3 separate regions of the Homo sapiens genome follow, and regions 1 and 2 are each linked to region 3. The links are chromatin contacts, found by Hi-C or POLR2A ChIA-PET in ENCODE. All regions are on one chromosome and are shown on one strand. The core of a region is the stretch at or near the end of the contact, and the rest is flanking DNA. Distances in the headings are between cores, read along the strand shown.

Evidence for each region. Hi-C counts contacts between places; a loop is a spot of excess contacts on that map. ChIA-PET counts read pairs that join two places held with the same protein, here RNA polymerase II (POLR2A). Pooled maps may share reads with other maps.
Region 1: a loop to region 3 is called in a map of naive thymus-derived CD4-positive, alpha-beta T cell, with 12 times the contacts of the local background. The contact joins the promoter of PHF12 here to the promoter of EVI2B in region 3. A Hi-C loop is called at or near these places in 1 of 168 maps with a recorded cell type or tissue (naive thymus-derived CD4-positive, alpha-beta T cell) and 8 of 50 pooled maps. POLR2A ChIA-PET finds 5 or more read pairs at or near these places in 1 of 52 experiments (GM12878).
Region 2: a pooled map shows a loop between it and region 3 (8-fold over the local background). The contact joins the promoter of NUFIP2 here to the promoter of EVI2B in region 3. A Hi-C loop is called at or near these places in 1 of 168 maps with a recorded cell type or tissue (naive thymus-derived CD4-positive, alpha-beta T cell) and 7 of 50 pooled maps. POLR2A ChIA-PET finds 5 or more read pairs at or near these places in 1 of 52 experiments (CD4-positive, alpha-beta T cell).

What each region holds. Positions count from the first base shown.
Region 1 is chr17:28,948,755-28,953,139 of GRCh38, reverse strand. It overlaps PHF12 (PHD finger protein 12), which reads left to right and starts at 1,622. Exons shown (of 15, transcript NM_001033561.2): 1 at 1,622-2,245; 2 at 2,894-3,075. The coding sequence starts at 2,180. LOC105371716 (a long non-coding RNA gene) reads right to left here and starts at 1,538. Exons shown (of 5, transcript XR_001752822.2): 1 at 1-1,538. RefSeq lists enhancers at 498-1,119, 821-1,230, 1,331-1,380, 3,121-3,740, 3,821-3,920 and 1 more and silencers at 1,551-1,820, 3,331-3,590.
Region 2 is chr17:29,291,465-29,296,030 of GRCh38, reverse strand. NUFIP2 (nuclear FMR1 interacting protein 2) reads left to right here and starts at 1,883. Exons shown (of 4, transcript NM_020772.3): 1 at 1,883-2,248. The coding sequence starts at 1,972. RefSeq lists enhancers at 1,515-1,714, 2,025-2,124, 1,818-2,578 and silencers at 2,285-2,404, 3,035-3,214.
Region 3 is chr17:31,312,480-31,317,285 of GRCh38, reverse strand. EVI2B (ecotropic viral integration site 2B) reads left to right here and starts at 3,232. Exons shown (of 2, transcript NM_006495.4): 1 at 3,232-3,307. The region is part of intron 36 of NF1 (neurofibromin 1); the gene reads right to left. It overlaps EVI2A (ecotropic viral integration site 2A), which reads left to right. Exons shown (of 2, transcript NM_014210.4): 2 at 1-876.

The DNA of each region.
Region 1 (4,385 bases), core at 373-2,872, 2.4 Mb after region 3:
ACATTCTCCACCCCACCATCCATGACCTTATCATTCTTTCCAGGCACCAAGAGGGTCATCAGAAAAGCGAAAAGTCAGGAAAACAGAAACCTAAGACTCCATACACTGACATCCCCACTCTGTCTAACTCATCCTCCTTACTGTCCCCAAAGCAAGCATAGTAATTCCTTAGACACAGTCGACATAGTGTAATGGACAGTGTCTGGCTTGAGAATCAAGAAATCCAATTCTTAGGTCTGCCATAAATGCACTATGTGACCTAGGCAAATCACTGCGCCTCCCTGTGCATCTGGAAAAGAGGGGATTAAATCAGATGGTCTCTAAACCCTTGCTAGTTTGACGACTCTGAGAATGCTGTGTCCCTTAACATTAAAAGTGGGCCGAGCACAGCTACGAAGCAACAATTCCAACTAAACCCCTAGTGTCAAGCACAACGATACAATTCTCTTTTCCACTGCTTCATCCACCATCAGGCAGCAATAACCAACCGCCCATCTCTGACGGCAATACCAAGGGGAGGAGCGGGCGCCCTGAAAAGGAGCATGAATCCCCGCCCAGAATGCGAGGCGGGCCCTCAGACTACAAATCCCGGCATGCAGCACTGACGCTCTCAAAAGTATCCCTTCCTGGCCGGCAAATGACTCTTCCCCGGGTCTATCCTACCATAGAGTGCATCGCACGCACATGGAACTACAGTTCCCACAATCCATCAGACCTATCGCGATTCTTGCTCCCAGGATGCAATGCGCCCCCGTTCGCCCTTTAGACCCTTTGGCGTTGCAAACTGGGAGTTGGAGTCCGGGGTACGCAGGTAGCTGGGCGTTGTCAGGATTACAAACTCTCCACTTTAGGCTTCCTCTTGAAGAGCAGATCTCAGGGACAGTGGTGAAGAGAGGGTGGTAACGGGCAGGCGGAACTCTCCAGTGCCACCACCACGCAAGGCAGGGATGCTGAGGATACAATTAACTGATAAAATTATCTGTCAGGAGCGGGAGAGAATTAGGAACCACAGTCATCCCACACGCCTCCAAAAGCGTCATTTTCTGTCTCAAATGGCTTTTCTCTTTACCAATATGGTGGCCTGGTCCAGCCACACCCGATGGTAGAACCAAACGGTCAAGTACAACATCCCTAGGAATACTGCTGTCACCGACAGGCGACCAGCTCCATCCAACACCACACCTTGCTCCTTTCTGTTCATGCCTGAGGACTCCAAGGGCATGATAGCCCATATCCCATTACCAAAATGGCGAAAGGAGCAGCTTTCTTGTGAGGGCCTGCGGAAGGCAATACGCCTGCGCGGGAGGCGTCTGTGTTATGGAGAGGAAGGGGGAGCACCCCCAACACGCCTGCGCAGAACAGAGTCGTCTTAGTTTGCACACAAACACCAATGGATGAACAGTCCCTAGCTTCCTGCGGCTGCGCCTTGACCCCTACAAGCTTTCTCAAGCGCCTGCGCGAGACCTCAGGTCCCGCCCTTTTGTCTCAGTGCGCTGGCGCAGGGCAGAAAGGTGGGGCTTCGGTCCTCCAGACGAATGCCAGCGCGGCTGCGCGCTGGGGGGTACTCCCTCACCGCGGCTGCGCGGGAGCCAGGCCGCCGGCTGTCACTGCGGTTGCGCGCGGCGAGCGCCGATCCCGGGGCGCCTGCGCGGGTGGCTTTGCGGGCGCTCGCGGTAAGTTTGCGCCAAGTGCGCGGCAGCCGGGACGCAGACGGCGGCGGCGGCGAGAGGCGGAGCCCGGGGACCACCCCCCATCACCCTCCCCCCAGTCACCTCACGTACCACAACCTCACGTAACCTCTCACCCCCCCTCCGATACCCCCAGCCCCGGGATGGCAGCGCCCGCCAGCCTTCCCGGCCGGACCGGCTGTCGCCAGTGCCGGCTTTAGCCTGTGGGACTAGGCCCCGCCGAGGCCTGACCCCCGGAGCCGGGACCCACTGTGCAGCCAGCAGCCGGGCCGGGACTGAGGGGCCGCTCCCCCCTCGCGGCCCGTCGGGAGGACGCTGTCGTCCCGGGGACTGGGGGCCGGGGGGTGGGGGGGAGCCAGGGCGAGGAAGTCGGGACCCGTATTGGGAAAAAAGCGGGGCCGGGGTCAGGAGCGCCCCCTCCCCTCACCTCCCCCCTCCCCCCGGGGTTGGGGGGGCCGGAGCAGAGAGCACCCAGCCCGGGAGGTGGATGAATGTGGGAGAAAATGGAGACCAAGACGATCGTGTACGACTTGGACACATCAGGGGGGCTGATGGAGGTAAGAGTGGCCCTCCTCATCTCCTTCCTCCAGCGCCGGGAGGGAACCTCCGCCCTCCGCCCCACAAAGCCAGTCCTAAACTCGAAGCGCCTAGATGGCCGAGGGAGGGGGATTCTTCCTCACCTAGCCTCTCCCTCCCCTCTTTGCAATTTAGGGGGCTGAGCTCAGCCTCCGAGGACGTTTGCAGCAGTTTCACCTACCCGCCGCCCTCGATTCGCTCTCCCGAGGCGCCAGCCCACTCCATCTCGTTGCACCGGCAGGCCTCCCCACCCCCTTCTTGTTGGCCCCTTTGTGCTTCCCCCAGCACGTCCGGGTACCGGGCTTTGGGCCTCTCCCGAGCGGGTCTTTGGAGTCCCCCACTGTCCATACAAGGAAGTGGCAAGAAGGGAACCGCGCACCCTCTTCCCATCCCCCTACCCTTGATCCTCCCCATTTGGAAGAAGCTGTTCTCGTTGTTGTGCTGCAGGAACGCGGTTAGGGTGGGCTCCCCCTGGTTCCGGGGGCTGAGAGATTCTGGGAGCAGCCTGGATGGGAGGAAGAAGGACAAAAGGGGGGAGAGGGGTGGGTGACGGAGAAACCGCGCCGGGGGGGCGACGGACCGCCCGGGAGCTCCGAGTGTGCACACACGCCGTTTGTATGTGTGTGCAGCAAATCCAAGCTCTGCTGGCTCCCCCCAAGACGGACGAGGCAGAAAAGCGCAGTCGGAAGCCTGAGAAGGAGCCCCGGAGAAGCGGCAGGGCCACCAACCACGACAGCTGCGATAGCTGCAAGGAAGGTGGAGATCTCCTGTGCTGCGACCACTGCCCGGCTGCCTTCCACCTCCAGTGCTGGTAAGGTCTGGGGACCCTTTTGGAGCTTCTTGGCGGACCCTTCTCTGCGCATTCCTTCACCCGGCCTGCCCCTGACTGCCGAAATAACGGGCGCTTGCAGCCGCTAGCTGACTTTCTGCAGCTGCCGGGGCGAGCACCTCCCCGCCCCCAGGTGTCCGCCGGGTTCTGGCAGTTTAGCGGGGAGGAGCAGCGGTGGGTCCGGACCCCGAGGTGGGGGTTGGGACGAGTGAAGAGAACCCCATATGGGATTGGAAGTCGCTGGGGAGCCGGGACAGAGCCGGCCGGGGACAGCCGGCAGTGGCGGGGGAGGAAGGGGAGGAGCTCCGGGCCCAGTGCCGCTTGCCTGCCCGCGCGCCCGCTGCCCTCGGGGCTCCTGCCCGGCCGGGATCTCCTCGGGGTGGGTGCGTGGAGCCCTCGGCCACCTGAGTTGCCCTGGTCCAGACCCCGGCAACCGGGCGCTTGTGGCTGTAGAAAAAATCGTGGAGGGTGTCTCTCGAGTCCGCCTCTTCTTTGCCTCTCTGTTTACAATATGGCGACCTGCCTTTAAATTATATTTTTATTCTCAGCGCCATTTTGGCTGCATATATGATTTGCAAACGTCTCTCGGGGGAACGGTGGGGACAGCCCCAGAGTCCTTTCTGCAGAAGCTCCTCGGGGGCCCCGTCTGGGATCTCGCCGCTTTGATCCCCTTTCTCTGCCTCCGCTTGCCCCCTGTTGCCTCTCAGAGCTGCCTTCCTTCCTCCTCCCTCTTCCCTCCTCCCTCCCGGCGCCGCTGCCTCTTAGGAAATCGGGCCGGGTTAGACAATTAAAATTGCCCTTGGGCGCCGATTTCATTTCTCCGCTCCGGATCGGCGAGCCCTTCGCTGCAAAATTCTTTGCTGCCAGAGGGAGGATTGTGTGCGGTGGCACTAGAAAGGCATTTTTAAGGAGCTGAGAGCTGGAAAGCCGTACGCTTTTTCCCCCTTACTGGACATGAGAGGAGGGGAGAGACCGAACCGAGAGGGAGGGACCTGAGTTGATCGCCCGCTGCGTGATCCTCCTCAGCGGCTCAGCCCAGGACAATCCGGCAAAGAAGAGTTTAAACTCCATCTTCTGCCGGCCGAAATCACCTCTGCCCTCCACAAAAATCCCACATCTGCGGCAGCAAACCCAGATTTCGTCTTGTTCTACTGGGTCTCGTTCTGTTGTTCTGCAACAGTTGACTGAGGCAGGGGTTTGAGAGAGGAGCCAGACTGGAGAGAGGAAAAGGGGGCTGTTCTGTGTTCCCACCAGTTGTTTGATGTTGCCTTTTTTAGCCCTCTTTTTATTTT
Region 2 (4,566 bases), core at 634-3,133, 2.0 Mb after region 3:
GGCTGAGATCATGCCATTGCACTCCAGCCTGGGCAACAAGGACAAAACTCCATCTCAAAATAAAATAAAATAAAATTTAACAAGGCAACACAAATCCTTACTGTATAGAACATGCCAAAATTTGGTCATGGTTTTCAGGATTCAATGACATTTGTTATTGGAAACCAGCTTTTACGTTTTAAATAAGCTTTTGCATTGACATTCATTAATTTCATAGCATAAACTTTTTGCTTTCAAGCTTCTTGTTCCTTTAATGTTGTCCTGTTGTAGGAATTCAAGCCACATTTTAAAAATTCAAAAACGTAACATACATTGAGGAAACAGTCCATATGTCCGTTGCTGAGTGAATGAACAAAATGTGGTATATACATATAATGGAATATTAGTCAGCCTTAAAAAAGAGGGAAATTCTGATGTATGCTACTCTGAAGACATTATGCAAAAAAGCTAGTCACAAAAAGACAAATACAGTACAATCCCACTTATATGAGGTACCTAGAATAGTCAAGTTCGTAGAGACAGAAAACAGAACAGTGGTTATCAAGGGATGGAAGGAGGAGGGAAAGGACATTTATTTTTATTGGGTATGAAGTTTCAGTTTGGAATGATGAAAAAGTTCTGGAGATAGATGATGGTCATGGTTCTACAACAATACGAATGTACCTAATGCACCTGAACCATACACTTAATATTAAGATGGTAAATTTTATATTATGAATATTTTACAATTAAAAAAATCCCCCAATCTATAACATACATTGGGAAAAGTGCATTTTATCTGTATATTCAGTTTAACAAATAATTACTAAGCAAATATATGTAATCACCACCTAGCCCCCAAAATGAAATATTATCAGAGTAACCTGTGTCCCTCCCCATCACAACCCTCTTCCTTCCTGAGTAACCACTATCATGGCTCTAACATTTGCTTTTGAAAATCATATACTGTGATGTGGTAATGCAGGATAAGTTAAATCTACACTACAAAACGCTACAGAATATTTCTTTTAATTTCAATTTTTCCATAAGTGCCAAAAAAAAAAAAAACAAACCCACTTAATAACTTTTAAGTGCTCTTTCTCCCCTTCCTTTGCTCTTGAAACTTCTCATTCTAAAACCTATTTTGGTTCCACAGTTGACCTCACCTGCAGAGTTTAATTAAAAAAAAAAAAACCTTCAGTGTAAATTTTCATTCCTCCTGCTCTCCCTTGCCTCCAACTACAAAGAAACAATGATTTAAACCCTTTGTGCCCTTTTAGAAAATTACACAGATACCCCATTGTGGAACCCTATAATCCCTTCGTGGAAAGGAAGAGATTAGCATATGAATACAAAGCAAAATGAATCCAGAATACAAAATGATCTACTGGATTGTGAAGCTCTTGTATGCTTAAAAATGTATTTATTTCCTCTTTTTGTATTGCCCCTTTAGTGGTCTCGGGGTTAAGGGAATTGAGCTTCCCTTTCTGGTTACCCGGAAAAGGATTAAAAACAAAACAAAACAAAAAACAAAAAAACACCAGATTCTAAGAGGTGCAAAGCCAGCAGATGGCTCACAGCACCAGTGGAATCGCCAGTGGAATCTGCTACCCTCGACACGAGCCTGCTTGCCGGCGAGGAGTGTAGAAAGTGCTGTTCACAGACTGCGTGGTGAAGGAGAGAAAGCGACAGAAGAGAGAGCCATAGTGCTGACGTTGAAGGCCCGGCCCTGTGAGGTTGCACAGGGTAAGTGGCGTTGGCCAGGCGGCAGCGGCGAAGGGGAAGGAAAGAGGATTTGAGCTGGGGGCGGGGCTTGCGGCACAGCGTGGCTCCTGATTGTTGGAGTGCGGCTGCCAATCTCGCAGAATCGCTCGGTTAACCAGTGCGCTGGCGAGACGCGCTCAGATATACTGAGTGAGCCCTGAGAAGCAGTCTCAGATCCTGACGGTGCAGCAGCCCGCAGCCTCAGCCAGGGAGTCCCAGCCGCTTTCAATGGAGGAGAAGCCCGGCCAGCCACAGCCTCAGCACCATCACAGCCACCACCATCCGCACCATCACCCTCAGCAGCAGCAGCAGCAGCCGCACCACCACCACCATTATTATTTCTACAACCACAGCCACAACCACCACCACCACCATCATCACCAGCAGCCTCACCAATACCTGCAGCATGGAGCCGAGGGCAGCCCCAAGGCCCAGCCAAAGCCGCTGAAACATGAGCAGAAACACACCCTCCAGCAGCACCAGGAAACGCCGAAGAAGAAAACAGGTCTGGGAGGGAGGACGGGTGGGGGAAGGGGGTTGGGGGTGGAGGACAGGAGAGATGGGGGTGGGGCTGGATCCGAAAAGCGCGGACGGGGTCGGGGTGTGTGTGTGTGTGTCCCCTCCGGCTCTGGGGATGCCCCTTTCATTCTAGAGCTCGGGCTGAGCAATGGGGTTTGCAGCGCCCTCTCCTTCCCTCCAGCATGGGAGAGGCCCAGCCAGGCCAGCGTGACCTTCCTGGCCCCGGCCCCGGCTGAAGGGAGACCTGCTGGGTCGGCCTTGCAAGTCCAACCTCATTATTCTTTTCCCATTCACCTCCCTGCGTCCCTGGAGTTACCTCAATTTGGGGGCCCTGAGATGGGGTAAACCTACCCCCCCAAAAAATCCCTCGAGGTGTAACTCAGGAAGGCCTAGCGAATCCCGACTCGGATGGTGTCGCGAGACCCTTTTGCAGGCGGCGAGGAGTGGGTAGGTAGGGTGAGTTGAGGAAGTGCCCCTCACCCGCCACCCCAAGCCCACCTGTGGCCTTGGGGCTCCCCGTCTCGGTGGGGGGGGCTGTTGGGACCCCTCATCTCACGGGTCATTTCCACCACTAAACGCCCTTTTTGGGCGCCGGACCCCGCAGTCTTGTCCCGCGGCTCCTCCCGAGGCCGGCGCCCCGCGCCCGCTCCCCCCAGAGCCGGCGCGGCTGGAATGTTCTCTCCTCCTCGCGGGGCCGCTTCCTGTCCGCCATGTTGGAAGCCGATTCCTGTCACCGACTCCGGCCCACTGAGGAGCGGAGGGGGAAGGGTGTCGAGGGCCACACGGGGCGGCGGAGCCGGGTGACCCGGGATCACCACCGGCCGCAGCCTCGCCCCCTGCACTGCGGGGGCGCCGGCGCCCCCCGCACCGCGGCCGCCCCCCCCCCCGTCGCCGGCCGGGGTTGTGTAACCCGGTGGCGGCGCGCGGCCCCGGGCGGGTCCCTGGGGTGAGGGGCGGGGGCGGTTGGGGTGGGGGAGGGAAGCGGCCACGAGGGGAGCGGCCTGCGCAGGGCCCCGCGCGCCAGCGGCCGCGTTTCCCGCTCCCGGGTGCGGCGGGAGGCGCGGGCAGTCGGGGCGGGGAGCCGGCCTCGAAGCGGAGCTGAGAGGGAAGGAGGCCGCGGGCGGCGGCCGCGGCGCTCCTAGAGGCAGGAGGCCTGGGGGGGCGGCGGGGGGATTCATTTCGGGTAGAGGCGGTGCCTGAGGCCGGGTGGGGTACCCAGCGGGAACCCAGCTCCCCGGTCACGAGTTTCTCTGCCACAGGAACCTCGTCTCCTGCCAGGTTCGCTCACGACTCCGCCTCTGAGGCTTTCACTTGGGCCTTTTCCTTCTAGCAGCTCATTTTCTACAAAAAAAAAAAAAAAATCCAAAAACCTTGTTCCATTCCCCTCCCGACCCAGCACTTACCTTCTGAGCTTGGGTAGTGTCTTTGAGGTGAGGGATTTTAAAAAATGTTAGGATGGGGAAGAGTGCGAGCTTTTTGACCCCTCTTTCTTGTCCTTAAGGGTGAACCCAAGTGGCTCATCCATGAGGTTAGACTACTACCATCTTGCCTCGGATGAGGCTTCTCTCCGTGTTAAAAAGAAAGGTGTTTTTCGTATTTTAAAATCGATATTGATCCCCAAACTAATCTTAATAAACGAGAAATTGAGGGTAAAAGTCATGTAAGAAAGTATTTCACGAGAAGTGAGTTTAATAGTTTATAACCCACGCAGATTTTAAAAAATAAGGGCTCTTTATAAATCGAAGAGAAATGAAGCGTAAGAAAGCGTATGTTAAACCCAGCGTATCAAATTTGATAGAAGGAATTGTTGAGAGCTGGAGAAATACTAAGTGCTTTTTTATTGCAGATTGTAACTTGAAGACTGAAATTAGAATGTCAGATTTTCCATTTTGGGACTTCGTAGGGACCCGATAGTATGCAATAGAAGTGAACACATACGCACGAGTTAGGTGTTTTAATCCTAAAGATTTGGAACAGTTTAAAAACTGTTAGGGACTATATAACTAGATTTTTTAGCATTAGATCTTGTTCAAAAGATGAGAAAATACTACCATATTATGGCTGCATAAGGCAATATTACTGTTGAGATTGAAAAATTGTATCTCATCGGTCAGGTTAATATACTCTTGCCAGACTTCTCTCTACATGTGGAAGCAACCGCTGAACCATTCAAGGTGGTATTCCTCCAAATATTTCTTGTCTTGGAAGGGGTGGATAAAGAGGAGGAAACTGGAATTAGCAGTTTTGACAGAATGTAAACAGTTTGGGGCGAGTGTATGATTTGGTCACAGTACTGTTGCTTTG
Region 3 (4,806 bases), core at 1,983-4,482:
AGTTGAGAACCCCCCCATCTTCAATTAAATATATTACAAAAATTGGTTTGAGAGACTTTCCAAATATCTACTGAAATTAACACAGGGCTAAGATCAGGCCACATTTCAAAAATCTCATCCCTTACTGGGCATTTATTTCGGGCAATATAGTAACCATTTTAAAAATATTTTTTATATGTTTTTTCCCAAGTATGACTACAATCTTACTCTCCCTTCTAAGCTAGTGATTCTTACCCTGGCTGCATGTCAGAATCACCTGAAGAGTTTTTAAAAAACACCAATGCCTAATTCCCATGTCTTCCTTCTGATGCAACTGGAATGGGGTGAACTCTAAGCATTGGTAATTTTTACGTAACTCTCAAGGTGATAACTGCTCTTGGTCATCAAATTCAAACGTCTAGCTATTATTAAAATGAGAGGAAAAAAATAAAGCATCATTTTTATTATCAATTTATTAGCAATTTGTAAAAAACAAATCTATTCTCTAAACGAGAAATCATAACAATATTATTCCAGATAAAGTTAAGTGTTAACAAAGTAAAAAGGAAAGCATGAGAATATTCATGCCAGTCATGGTGACTGAAATCAGGTTATCTTTTGAGGGGAAAAATAACCCAGATTAGAAATGAAACTGGGCAGACTTCCCATTCTGTGCAAAAATTGAAAATTTGAGATTGTGCACCAGTACATCCAGGAGTAACACAAAGCACTCCTTGAATCAAGGGTCATAAATAAACACGTGTCAGAGAAAATTAAAAGAAATTAATATCATCATAAAAATAGGAAATTACTTTCATATTCAACATACTGGTCAAACATTTTCTCACCAGAGAGCTTCTACCACAAGGATATTTAAAAGAATATTTAAAATTCACCACTCACTATCTTGGCTATTAAACATATACTCTCAGAATGGTACTATCCAATGATAGTTACTGAACAAACAGAAGTGTTTCCTTTCCAAATGACAGGTATTTTAAAATGGTAGGTAAGATATCTTTGAGTTCAAAATTTAAAAGTCATTTAGTTTTGAACAAAAACACATTCCCTACCCCTGGGTATTACAGTTCACCAGCTTAATTCAGGGATTTAAAAATAGTGAATCAGGTTAGGCACAGTGGCTTACACCTATAATCCTGGGAGGATCACCTGAGGCCAGGAGTTTGAGGCCAGCCTGCACAACAAAGTAAGAGCCTCATCTTTACAATAAATAAATAAGCCAGCCAGCGAGCATAGTAGCATGTGCCTGTAGTCCTAGCTACTCGAGAGGCTGAGGCAGGAGGATTGCTTGAGGTCAGGAGTTCAAGACCAGCCTGCGCAACACAGCAATACCCTGTCCGTAAAAACAACAATACTTCCAAAAACCAGTGAATCAAAAGCTTTATAGCATTTGATTATATTATGCTTTATAGTAGGAGCCCATAAAAAAAAACTATTCTTTTTGCACCAAGCTATAAGTACCCTGAAGTTAAGAACAAGGTCATAATAACCTGTGTTTCCCGCAGTGACCAGGAAAAAGCAGTGCATGGGTTAACACATTCCGTACCTACTATAATATGCATCATCCAAGGCACTTTACATTTATTTAATTCCACAATAAGCTTATAAATTAGGAATTATGATCTCCATTTTTCAAGAGAGGAAAGGTGACTTACTCAAAGAAATTTTTATTCAGATGGACTCACTCCTTTCAATACACTTTGTTTAGTTAACTTAAAAATTTTTTGTATTTTAAATTTTTGTGGGTACATAGTAGGTGTATATATTTAAAGGGTAATGAGATGTTTTGATACAGTCACGCAACGTGAAATAATCACATCATGGAGAATGGGGTATCCATCCCTTCAAGCACTTATCCTTTGTGTTACAAAGGATCCAATTACACTTTTAGTTATTTTAAAATGTATAATTATGGTATTAATGACAGTCACTCTGTTGTGCTATCAAATAGGTCTTATTCATTCTTTCTATTGTTTTTTGTACCTATTAACTGGTAACACCATCTCCCCAACCCCTCATTACCCTTTAGTAACAAGTTAACTTTAGTTAACTTCTTATTTAAAAAATGATCCCCAATTTATTTTATTTTCCACTGAGAAGTAACTACTTTGTGGGTAATCAAATAAATAGTTGAGAACTTGAACTCAAAAGTCACTAGTAAAATATTTGGTCAAAATAATTTAATTACAAATATACAAATGGCAAACAGGCATACGAAAGGGTACTCAGCACCACTGATGAGAGAAATGCAAATCAAAACTACAATGATACCTCATCTCACCCCAGTTAAAATGGCTTATACTCAAAAGACAGGCAATAACAAGTGCTGGGAAGGGTGTGGAGAAAATGGAACTCTCGTACGCTGTTAGTGGGAATGTAAATCAGTAAAACCACTATGGAGAACAGTTTGGTGGTTCCTCAAAAAACTAAAAATAGAGCTATCATATGATCCAGCAATCCCACTGCTAGGTATATACCCAACAGAAAGGAAAACTGTACAAAGAGACATCTGCACTCCCACTTTTGTTGTAACACTATTCACAACAGCCAAGATTTGGAAGCAACCTAAGTGTCTATAAACAGATGAATGGATAAAGAAAATATGGTACATATACACAATGGAGTATTATTCAGCCATAAAAAAGAATGAGATCCTGTCATTTGCAAAATAATGTAATTATACTTTTACCCTGGACTTTTTATATTATGAGGAAATAACATTACATTTATTGGTTACCTGCAGTTGGTGAGGCATTTATACATGTTATATTATGCTATCTTATTTAATCCTCACAATAACCCAATAAAATATTCCTTTAGAGGAGGAAACGGTGACTCAGAAGTGCAGAGTCTTGCCTAAGGTCATACAAGTAAACAGAACACATCACTCACTTCTTATGAGAAGAAATCTCACTGTAAGTGATAACCCAACTGGCAGCTTTTCTTCTTAGAACATGTAATTTTCTCTTCGGGACTCCATCCTAAATATTTAATTTACATAATCATATTACTAGAGTATCTCAAATATTTATTTACATAATTAAAAGCACTCAAATCATAGGGCTCCAAAATGTATTTCAAAATAAGTTCTGTTAAAGTAATATATTTCTTAGTCACTTTGTGGTTTATTGCACTTCCGGAACCAGCTATTGATAAACTTCCTCTTTTTCTACAGAAACTATTTCAGTTTGCTAGAGGAACATTTTAAATCTGAATTGAACCACCCATTTTCCTTTCTTAGCCAAATCACCAAAATGTCCAGTTAGAACAAGAATTTAGCATTCTGCAAAAGAAGTTAACAGCTGAGGTAAGAAAATTTTCACACAATTTGGTTTGATCTTGCTTTATATAAAATTTATTTTAAAAACTGTCATTAGTGTTTTAAACTTAAACTCTGATAGTCTAAAGATGTCTATAACAGGTTTTTGTGGTTTTGTTGCATAGAATTAAAAAATACTCAGTTCAGCTTGCCTTAGAAAAATATTTTCACCTAGGTTTGTATAAGACCTTTTAAGTTTATTTAATCTCACACACACACACACACACACACACACACACACACATATTTTTTTTTTTTTTTGAGATAGAGTCTTGCTCTGTCTCCCAGGCTGGAGTGCAGTGGCACGATCTCAGCTCACTGCAACCTCCACCTCCTGGGTTCAAGCAATTCTCCTGCTTCAGCCTCTCAAGTAGCTCGGATTACAGGCGCCCACCACCACGCCTGGCTAATTTTTTTGTATTTTTAGTAGAGATGGGGTTTCACTATGTTGCCCAGGCTGGTCTCCTACTCCTGACCTTGGGTGATCCGCTTACCTCCGCCTCCCAAAGTGCTGGGATTACAGGAGTGAGCCACCGCTCCCAGCCACAATCATATTTGTTAACCTTAGTTTTAGAATTAAAAAGAAACTATAGCCATGGCAGATAAAGCTAAGGGTTAGAAATAGAACTAGATTCCACAGGCTATGACTGAATTTATAACCTCCAAAATATTAATTGTTAAAAGTTCTAATGTACTTTTTATAGAATTTTCCTGTACATAATATAATGCATAAATTAAAATTTTTGTATCCCCTTTAGTTTGCATAGTAAGAATGGTCACTTTCACTTAATTTAGAAAGAAAAAGAAATCAGATGTGGTATTTGACTATTATTATTATACATGCTTTATTTTTTACATATAGATTTTATATTTAATAATGATGACATGAAAACATTATGGCTCATTTTAAAAGCTTACTAAGCCAAAAATGTTAGTCAATAATCAAACATGCATGCGTATATTAATATCATCTACGTGTTTATGTCACATTATCTGAGACTTTAGAACATAGTATAAGATAGAAGAAACCTATAGAATAAACAATAGAAAATTGTTAATATGCATAAAAGATGCTTGCTGTGGGTAAAATGGGCAAATAAAAACTGCAAAGAGTATTTTACATAGACTTGTAATTTCAGGGAATAATATGTTCATAGTGGGTGATATCCCATTTCAACACTTAATAAATATTCATGACTTTCTCTTAGAAGGATTTCTTCTAAGTAATTACTGTGGAAGTCAGAAAATAAAGATATTTATCTCTTTTTCAGATTAGGCTTGTCTATATATTTTTCTACTTCTAATATTTAGTTTATTTCATTATGCATAAAGTCATAAAATTATATTAAATTTTTTTCACTGTCATATTTCATAAAATTAAAAAATTTCCCATCGATCCTTATGGTGTGTTTTTGTCATAGAATCCCATACTTTTTTTTTTTTTTTTTGAGATGGAGTCTCCCTCTGTCACCCAGGCTGGTGTGCAG